Regions from separate parts of the Homo sapiens genome. Here region 1 is linked to region 2. The links are chromatin contacts, found by Hi-C or POLR2A ChIA-PET in ENCODE. All regions are on one chromosome and are shown on one strand. The core of a region is the stretch at or near the end of the contact, and the rest is flanking DNA. Distances in the headings are between cores, read along the strand shown. Region 1 holds the start of SLC35D4 (solute carrier family 35 member D4). Region 2 holds the start of LAMA3 (laminin subunit alpha 3).

The links. A loop is a pair of places that touch in the nucleus more often than their neighbours do. ChIA-PET counts read pairs that join two places held with the same protein, here RNA polymerase II (POLR2A). Pooled maps may share reads with other maps.
Region 1: a loop to region 2 is called in a pooled map, with 4 times the contacts of the local background. The contact joins the promoter of SLC35D4 here to the promoter of LAMA3 in region 2. A Hi-C loop is called at or near these places in 2 of 50 pooled maps. POLR2A ChIA-PET finds 5 or more read pairs at or near these places in 2 of 52 experiments (BJ and HEK293).

What each region holds. Positions count from the first base shown.
Region 1 is chr18:23,436,119-23,441,013 of GRCh38, reverse strand. SLC35D4 (solute carrier family 35 member D4) reads left to right here and starts at 3,053. Exons shown (of 15, transcript NM_032933.6): 1 at 3,053-3,233. The coding sequence starts at 3,162. RefSeq lists a silencer at 2,925-3,024.
Region 2 is chr18:23,685,760-23,690,844 of GRCh38, reverse strand. LAMA3 (laminin subunit alpha 3) reads right to left here and starts at 1,392. Exons shown (of 75, transcript NM_198129.4): 1 at 868-1,392. The coding sequence starts at 1,161. RefSeq lists an enhancer at 1,484-2,033.

The sequences.
Region 1 (4,895 bases), core at 1,804-4,303, 250 kb after region 2:
TCACTGCAACCTCCGGCTCCCAGGTTCAAGTGATTCTCCTGCCTCAGCCTCCCAAGTAGCTGGGATTGCAGGCGTACCCCACCATGCCCAGCTAATCTTTTGTATTTTTAATAGAGATGGGGTTTCGCCATGTTGGCCAGGCTGGTCTTGAACTCCTGACCTCAGGTGATCTGCCCACCTTGGCCTCCCAAAGTGTTGGGATTACAGGCACACTCCACCATGCCCAGCTAATTTTTTGTATTTTTAGTAGAGATGGGGTTTCACCATGTTGGCCAGACTGGTCTTGAACTCCTGACCTCAGGTGATCCACCCGCCCCAGCCTCCCAAAGTGCCGGGATTATAGGTGTGAGCCACCACACTCAGCCTAATACAGCTTCTTAACTGGTGTGGCTGGGCAAGAGTTACAGGAGTTCCTCCTCAACTTCAGGGAGGCCTGGAAGCATTTCAGACTCTAAGCAGTGTCAGCAATTTGGCCTGGGGCTCTGAACAAATACTATCATTTTCTTCATGAACCACAATATGGAAAAAACGTAAGATGCTAATTATTGTAATACGTATTAAAAAGTAGTACTGGAAAAGAGAGGAGAATAAGTTATGCCTGAAGTGCTTGAGAAGAGCTAGATGTAAGTAGGATTCCCACAGGCAGAAAGTAAAGGGAAGTGGAAAGTAATGATTTAAGAAAATACACACACGCTGTGATTCTGCAATCCTCCTGTTGGGAATCTATTCTACAGAAATTAAACCAGCAGGAGGTAAAGACATATGTACAAAGATGTTTATTATAGCCTTGTTTGTTGTAGCAAAAGACTAGAAACAACATAATTATGTCAACAGCAGAATGGTTGAATACATTACGGTATATCCATACTATGGAATGCCTGCAGCTTTTTTAAAAAATTAAATCTCTATGTGTTGACCTGTAGTTGTAAAAGTAAGTTGTTTAGCAATGTGAATAGCTAGATCCATTTTCGTGAGGCAACAAATTACAAATGGGTATATGTTGATATGTGAATACGGAGGAAGGTGTAGAAGGATACACCAACCTGTTGGTATTGGTTATGTGAGTGGTTAAGAGTGTGGTATTGGTTTGCTAATTTTTCTTTTATAAATCTCTATTAGTCTTGTTACAATGATTTTTTTTTTTTTTTTTTTTTTTTTGAGACGGAGTCTCACTTTGTCTCCCAGGCTGGAGTGCAGTGGCACGATCTTGGCTCACTGCAAGCTCCGCCTCTCAAGTTCACGCCATTCGCCTGCCTCAGCATCCCGAGTACCTGGGACTACAGGCGCTCGCCACCACGGCCGGCTAATTTTTTTGGTATTTTTTTAGTAGACACGGGGTTTCACCATGTTAGCCACGTTGGTCTCGATCTCCTGACCTCGTGATCTGCTTGCCTCGGCCTCCCAAAGTGCTGGGATTACAGGCATGAGCCACCGCGCCTGGCCACAATGATCTTTTTAAATTGTCGTTAAAGATTGGTGTTTTGGAGAGGGAGACACAAACTCTGGGGCAAGAGTGATAGGTGAGAAGCGAGTGTAGGCTTGTGAAGGGGCCTCCTTGTGAAGTGTTAACTTCTTACATGATTTTATTTCTATGGAGAGGAAAATTTAGTGCATTTGAAGCTTCATCTCCTCTCTTCCTGTTCTGTATTTTTGCTTTTTAATAACCCAGTGTACTAGTCTGTTTTCACGCTGCTGATAAAGACTTACCCGAGACTTGGTAATTTATAAAGAAAAAGAGGTTTAATGGACTCACAGTTCCACGGGGCTGGGGAGGCTTCATAATCATGGTGGAAGGCAAAAGGCACGTCTTACATGGTGGCAGGCAAGAGAGAAAAAATGAGAGCCAAGCGAAAGGGGTTTCCCCTTATAAGACCATCAGCTCTGGGGAGACTTATTCACTACCACGAGACGAATATGGGGGAAACTGCCCCCATGATTCAATTATCTGCCACCAGGTCCTTCCCATAACATGTGGGAATTATGAAAGCTACCATTCAAGATGAGATTTGGGGACACAGCCAAACCATATCATCCAGTCTTGGTAGAGAAAGCTATACCCATCTGTACAAGTGGTTTGAAGGAGACTGTGGGAGAAAAGGGAGGGAAGGGGTGACCAGCCTACCTCCATCTCTATGTTGGTCCCCTCTGCAGACCAACCAGCAGGCCCAGGAAGAGACCTGTGGAAAAGTGAGCAGAGGCAAAGGACTGCGATGAGACAGTGGTGGCTGGGGAGTGGCTTCAAGGGGACAAGCCGAGGTCAGCCCTCCCTCAATGCTGGAGGGAGCAGAGAGAAACAAGGCATGCTTCTGAAAAACAGAAAAATTACATAAGGGTTGGTGTGTCGTTTTCCATCCACTGCTCCAGCACCGAGAGCCAGGAGGACTTTTGCTGTGGCTTAAGAGTGATGGTTTCCCCGTGTGTGGGTGTTTCTGAAAATCTGTGTGTTTCTACAGGCAGAGAACACTGGCACTTTTTGCTATTGTCCAAGTCCATCAATAGGTTTTCTTGCATGTTTACTAACATTTGCCGGAAGCCTCATGAGTCCAGTTTTCCACCCTATAGACTAGGAATAGGAATAGGAATAGGGGCTGTGCTTGGGAAAGGGTTCTTATTTTATAGAAATGTCAAGAGAATGGAATGACTTTAAATACAAACAAAACTCAAAAAACCTATACTCAATTCCAGTTCCTTCTTCCTTCACCTTCCCTCTTTTAAGTGAACATTTGTTGCTGTTACCTTTTTTGTGTCATTTGCCAAAGCGCTACAGACTCAGTGGAGAAAATTGGGAAAATTCAGTGAAGCACGGGTAATATTTTGGTCTCATAGTTTAGAGATAGCGATGAACATTTTTCTTTAAACACTGATGGGGTATTGTGAACTGCGGTATGCTTTTTTCCTCTTCTGCCACTTTCTACTCTTTAAAAGAAGATAAAAAAATAAAAAATAAAAAATAAAAGAAGAATGACCGTCCTTCGAGGGCGCGGCCCCTTTAAGAAGGCAGACGCCGGGGGCGGTCCCCGCGCTGATTGGCGGAGCTCGGAGCCACGTGGCCGTCTCTGGGCGGCTGCTGCCGCTGCCGCTGCTGCTGCTGCGGGGGTCGGGCGGCGGCCAGGGGATTTGGGCAGGCACCGTGGATCCCCGAGAAGGGGACGAGTTGACAGATGTGCGTGAGGAGGTCTCTGGTCGGCCTCACCTTTTGTACCTGCTACCTGGCTTCTTACCTCACGAACAAGGTGAGGGGGCGGGCGCGGGAGGCAGCGATTGCACGTGGGAGGTTTGAGTCGGAGAATCTTCCCGTGACAAACGGAGCCTCCTCCTGCTTTTTACCTCATTCTTCCTGGTGGCGATGGAGATGGAGAGCGAACCTCCTCCGTGTGTGGGATGCTCTTTCAGAAATAGGATTTGCCAGCCTGTACTGTCCCCGTTTCCTGCACTGTAAAGCACGGTACATCTCCAGGGAAACAGGATTTTTGGGCTGGCCATTTCCCGGGAACTTGGTTTGGGGCTGTGTGGACTAGTTTTAAGAGAAAGCAAGCAATTGGCTCCTGCTCCCCCGGGGAGGAAGAGTCAGAAGAAATCTGACACATCCTGCCTTTTTTCTAAACACGCCCCTGTCCCAGAGCCCCCGTGAAGTTCCAGAAGCCTTTAAATAGAAGAGATTAAGCCGTCTCCCCCTCACACTGCTGATTCCCGAATCAATTTTTTTGTACGTCTCCATTGTAAGCACTTCAGGAGTTTTTCATGGAATTATTATTTTTTAAAATAAAACATACATTTAGTTTTAGGTTTAAACTAATGTCATGACATCATGAAAACCTTTTGGTGAGGAGGCAGAGAAGCAGTGGTGCCAGCTTTGGGGTTTTGTTTTGCAAGGAGAGGGAAGCTGGCTTTAGGTTTGGTACCACGCAGGGAAAGGTTGGATCCAATAGGACCGAGTGGGCATGGCTGGGGCATTACCTGCTGGCCTGGACTCTGGGCTGGCCCCAGCCAAAGTGGGAATACAGGGTGCAAGACCACCTGGCCCCACTGTGGGGTCTTACTGCGGGCTCCCCACCTGCTCCCCGCTCTTCCTTTCTCCTCTCTTCCTCTCTGGAAAAGAACCATCGACAAACAGCATTTCCTTCTACCTCCTCTCCTACAATGAATGGCTGCCTTTATATATTCAGAGGATGCTCCCCAACCCCCTTTCCTTCTCCAGTTGATTTTTATTTTTATTTTTTTGAGATAGAGTCTCGCTCTGTCACCCAGGCTGGAGTGCAGTGACGTGATCTCGGCTCACTGCAACCTCTGCCTCCTGGGTTCAAGCGATTCTCCTGCCTCAGCCTCGTGAGTAGCTGGGGCTACAGGTGTGCGCCACCACGCTGGGCTAATTTTTGTATTTTTAGTAGAGACGGGGTTTCACCATGTTGTCCAGGCTGGTCTCGAACTCCTGACCTCAGGTGATCCGCATGCCTCAGCCTTCCAAAATGCTGAGATTACAGGTGTGAGCCACTGCGCCTGGCCTCCAGTTGATTTTTAGTTATGGCGATAAGCCTTTGAAGGTCCATAAATGCAGCCTTCCTGGGAGGCAGTGATGGGTTTTACTTCCTGGCTCCACTTACTTGGCGTTTGGAACCTTACTCTTTCTAAACCTAAGTTTCTTAACTTTAAGATGGGACAAAGAGTCCTCTTGAAATTGTTGTTGTGGCCCGGGCGTGGTGGCTCACGCCTGTAATCCCAGCACTTTGGGAGGCCGAGGCGGGTGGATTGTTTGAGGCCAGGAGTTCGAAACCAGCCTGGCCAGCATGGCGAAACCCCGTCTCTACTGAAAATACAAAAATTAGCCAGGCGTGGTGGCAGGCGCCTGTAATTCCAGCTACTCAGGTGGCTGAGGTAGGAGAATCACTTGAACCTGA
Region 2 (5,085 bases), core at 143-2,642:
AGATCGCACCATTGCATTTCAGCCCCGGCGACAGTGCGAGACTCTGTCTCAAAAAAAAAAAAAAAAAATTGCCAGGCACGGGGGGGCACGCCTGTAGTCCCAGCTACGCCCAAGGCTGAGGCGGGAGGATCCCTTGAGCCCAGGAGTTCGAGGCTGCCGTGAGCCGTGATCGCACCACTGCACTCTTGCCTGGCTGAGACCTGTGAGTAAGGGCCAGGCACTGCAAGATGCTGCTTAACATGCACCGCAATGTCGTTTGCCCCGGGTGTTCGCGGTGAGGCTCGGATCTCTGAGAGCCTTTCTATCTCTGTCCGCCTAAGGTCTCATTCGCCCCCAATGACTGGATGGTGGCACTTCAGGCAGTGCAGTGAAGTGAATCTTTTCAGTAACATTAGAGTGATACCGCTGTTATAACCTAAAAATTCTCTCTTAAAATACACCACAGAAGGTAATTGCCACCGACTTCTCCGAATAAGGCCCGGGAGGTGGGGCAGGAGGCGCCCCTGAACCCTCGAGGACTCAAGCCTGGCGGGACGCTCCGTGGGTGACGGAGGCGGGAAGGGCCGAGGCGCCTGCATCTCTTAGAGCGCAGCCTCACACTTTCCCCTCCACCAGCCCGAACCTGACCACAGCCTCATGTCACCTCGCGTGCTCCCCCTCCTCGCCTCGGGCCGGTGGTGCCGGTGCGGTGCTTCCACGAGATCGCTCCTGGGTCGTGGGCCCTCGCGCGCGGGGATGGGGGCTGCCCTTCCCAGTCGCCCGGAGCCACTAGCGCGCGTGAGGAAAGGGCCCGATCCCTTCTCCGGGTGTCTGGCCGGCGCGGGAAGGAAAAGGCGCGCCCACCCCGGCTCTCTCCGAGGCCCTCACCTGGATGGTGTGGCCGCTGCCTGGGGCGGTGGGGCCCCCGACCAACTTGCAGTAGAGCTCGGGCTGGGGCCTCCCCTCGCCGGGTCCCCTCTCCCCGCAGGTGGCGGTGGCCCAAATCCTCGCCGCCTCGGCCAGGTTGAAGTAAGTCGGGTGAAGGCTGAGCCCGGCCGCGGCCCCGGGATCCCGAGCGGTCGCCCCGCAGGCTGGCAGCACCCGCAGTACCAGCAGGAGCAGCGGCGTCGGCGGCAGTACTGGCCCCAGTGCCCGACCCCGAGGCCGCGCGGCCGCCGCCATCCAGCCGCGCGGGGTCCTCCCGCCTGAGCCGTCCGCAGAGGGGCTCGGGGGCACCGCCGCTCTCCGCCTGCGCCTCCCGGACCTGCAGCGCCAGGACTAGCGCAGCCGGGGATATGGGCGGCGCCGGGGCCGCTCCCCTTGCTCCACGCGCTGGAAGCCCGCGGCGTGGGGGTGGCCTCTCAGCTCTGGAACCTGCCGCGGCTGGAGCGGGCACCAGCCGGATCAGGAACTGACAGCGCTCAGCCGCGCGCCAGCAGACGGCGTCTCTCCCGCGCGAGGCGCGCTGCAAACTTCGCGGGCGGGGAATGGGAGAGGCGTTCCCGGGCTCCCACCCAGGCGGCGGGAACGGGAGCCTGGGATCTTCGAACCCTCCAGGCGCCAGGACAGAAATTAATTAGATCGTTCTCCTCTCTGGATACTCACCGCTCAGGTCAAAGCCAGAAAAGCCACCTGTGACCTAAGAGTAAAGGAGGCTTGTAAACGAATTTGGTTGAGAGCAGAGGAAACTGCCACTACCTACAGAACTCACATCAAAGACATTTCGATTTCCCAGCCAAGTGTTGAGTCGTCAACTCCTCAACACTGTGCACCTAGGATCCCTGTGGCACTGCAGCCACAGGCTGAGCCAGGGAACTGGGAGTGGTGGAACGTACATATTTAAAAGACAGCCAATAATGCAAGTTGTAATTTGCCAACCTGGAAAGGAACCTTAGAGGAAATCCTTTAGATGCCTAATCTGCTCAATTTTACAAATAAGCTAACAGAGATTGAGTGAGGTACGCCACCTGCCATGATGGCCTCAGAACAGAGAAGACCCCCTCCCCCCACGACCCCGGACTGATGCTTGGTCTTATATGCAGAACACCCTACTAAAACAGAACCCACATAGGCCCTCGAAGAAATTAGAGGAATGCAATATTTGTACAATAAAAATTGCAAAACCTCTTTGAAAGAAATGTTAAAAGACCTAAATGAGTGGAAAAGCCTCCCATGTTCATGGATTAGGAGACAATATTGTGAAGATGGCAATATTTCCTAAAGCAACCTACAATTCAACACAATGGATTTTGATAGGGATCAAAATCCCGACTTTTTTTTTTTTCAGAAATTGACAAGCTGATCCTAAAATTCATGTGGAAATGCAAGAGACCTAGAAAATCCAAAACGATTCTGAGAAAGAATGAAGTCAGTGGACTCACGCTTCCTAGTTTTAAAACTTAATACAAAACTACAGTAATCAAGACAGTGTAGTACCGACATAACGATAAACATAGATCAATGGAATAGAATTGAGAGCTCAGAAATAAACCGTTACATTTATGGTCACTGGATTTTCAACAGGGTGCCAAGACTATTCAATGGGAAAAGAATAATATTTTTAATAAACGCTGCTGGGAAAACTGGACATCCCAAAATAATCTAGTAGGATCCCCACCTCATACTATATGCAAAAATTAACTCAAAATGGATTTAAGATCTCTAAATTTTACATTTAGAGAGCTAAACTATAAAGCTAAAACTATAAAATTCTAAGGGAAAAACACAGGAGAAAATCTTCATGACTTTGGATTAGCAATGCTGTCTTAGCTATGATATCAAAAGCGCAAGCAACAAAAGAAAAATATAAATTGGGCCGGGCACGGTGGCTCATGCCTGTAATCCTAGTACTTTGGGAGGCCGAGGTGGGTGGATCACCTGAGGTCAGGAGTTCAAGACTAGCCTGGGGAAAATGGTGAAACCCTGTATCTACTAAAAATACAAAACTTAGCCAGGCATGGTGGCATGTGCCTGTAATCCCAGCTACTCCAGAGGCCAAGGCAGGAGAATCACTTGAACCCGGGAAGCGGAGGTTGCAGTGAGCCAAGATCATGGCACTACACTCCAACCTGGGCAACAGAGCAAAAATCTGTCTCAAAACACACACACACACACACACAAAGATAAATTGAAACTTACCAAATTTTAAAACTTTTGTGCTTCCAAGGCACCCTCAAGAAAGCGAAAGATGGCCAGGCACAGTGGCTCATGCCTGTAATCCCAGCACTTTGGGAGGCCAAGATGGGTTGATCGCCTGAGGTTAGGAGTTCAAGACCAGCCTGGCCAACATGATGAAATTTTCTACTAAAAATACAAAAATTAGCTGGGCATGGTGGTGCACACCTGAAATCCCAGCTACTAGGGAGGCCGAGGCAGGAGAATCACTTGAACCCAGGAGGCAGAAGTTGCAGTGAGCTGAGATTGTGCCACTGCACTCTAGCCTGGGAAACTGAGAATCCATCTCAAAAAAAAAAAAAAAAAGAAAGTAGAAGACAATCCGCAAGATAGAAGAAAATATTTGCAAACCATATATCTAATTAGAAATTCATATCCAGAATAAACTCTTACAACTCAACCATTTTTTAAAAAGTAGTGGGCAAATATAAAAATGGTCGATAAGCATGACCATGGAAGACGCTCAACATCATTAGCCATCAGGAAAATGCAAACCAAAACCACAATGAGATACTACTTCACACACACTGGGATAGTTATAATCAAAAAGATAGATAATAACAAGTATTTGTGAGGATGTGGAGAAGTTGGAACCCTCACAGATTACTGATGGGAATGTAAAATGGTGCAGACACTTTGGCAATTCCTCAAAAACTTAAACATAACATGACCATGTGATCTGGCAATTCCAATCCTAAGAACATACTCAAGAGAACTGAAAATATATATCCACACAAAAACTTGTACATAAATGTTTATAGCAGCGTTAGTCATATAATAAAAAAATGAATACAACCTAATGTTCCCCAACTGATGAATGGATAGACAAAATGTAGTATATCCATACAATGGAATATCTGTCACACATAAAAAGAAATGAAGTTCTGATCCATGCTTACAACATGGAAGAACCTTGAAAACGTTATGGTAGGTGAAAGAAGTCAGACAAAAAAGACCACATATTGTATGGGGAGTGACTGCTATTGGCTATGGGGTTTCTTTTTGGAGTGATAAAAATGTTCTGGAATTAGATAGTGGTGATGATAACCATCACGCTATGCATCACCACTATCACATCACCAATTGTGTGAATATACTAAAACCACTGAATGGTGCACTTTATGAATTTATGGTATATAAATTATATCTTAAAGCTGTTATTATGGATTTTTGCAGAACTGAAATATCTACTAAACATAAGAAATGTGGCCAGGTGTGGGGGCTTACGCCTGTAATCCCAACACTTTGGGAGGTGAGGCGGGTGAATCACCAGAGGTCAGGAGTTCGAGACCAGCCTGGCGAACATGGTGAAACCCTGTCTCTGCTAAAACTACAAAAATTAGTCGAGCATGGTGGCACATGACTGTAATCTCAGCTACTGGGGAGGCTGAGGCAGGAGAATCGCTTGAACCCGGGAGGCAGAGGTTGCAGTGAGCTGAGATCGCACCACTGCACTTCAGCCTGGGTGACAAGAGCGAAACTCCGTCTCAAAAAAAAAAAAAAGAACTGTATATGAATGTGTGTGTGTGTGTGTATGCGTGTGTGTGAAAGCAGACAAATAATTTTTTTTTTTTGAGACAAGGTATCACTCTGTTTCCCAGGCTGGAGTGCAGTGGCATAATCATGGCTCACAGCAGTGTCAACCTGTGGTGCTCAAGTGATCCTCTCACCTCAGCCTCCCAAGTAGCTGGGACTACAGGCATGTGCCACCATGCCTGGATAATTTTCTTTATTATTATTATTATTATTTTTTTTTTTTTTTTTTTTTGTAGAGATGGGATTTTGCCATGTTGCCCAGGCCAGTCTCAAACTCCTGAGGTCCAGCAATCCATCCATCTTGACCTCCCAAAATGCTGGGATTATAGGCATGAGCCACTGCGCCTGGCCAGAATTTTTGAAAGCTTTACAATAGGATATTCAAGTGGCTAGATA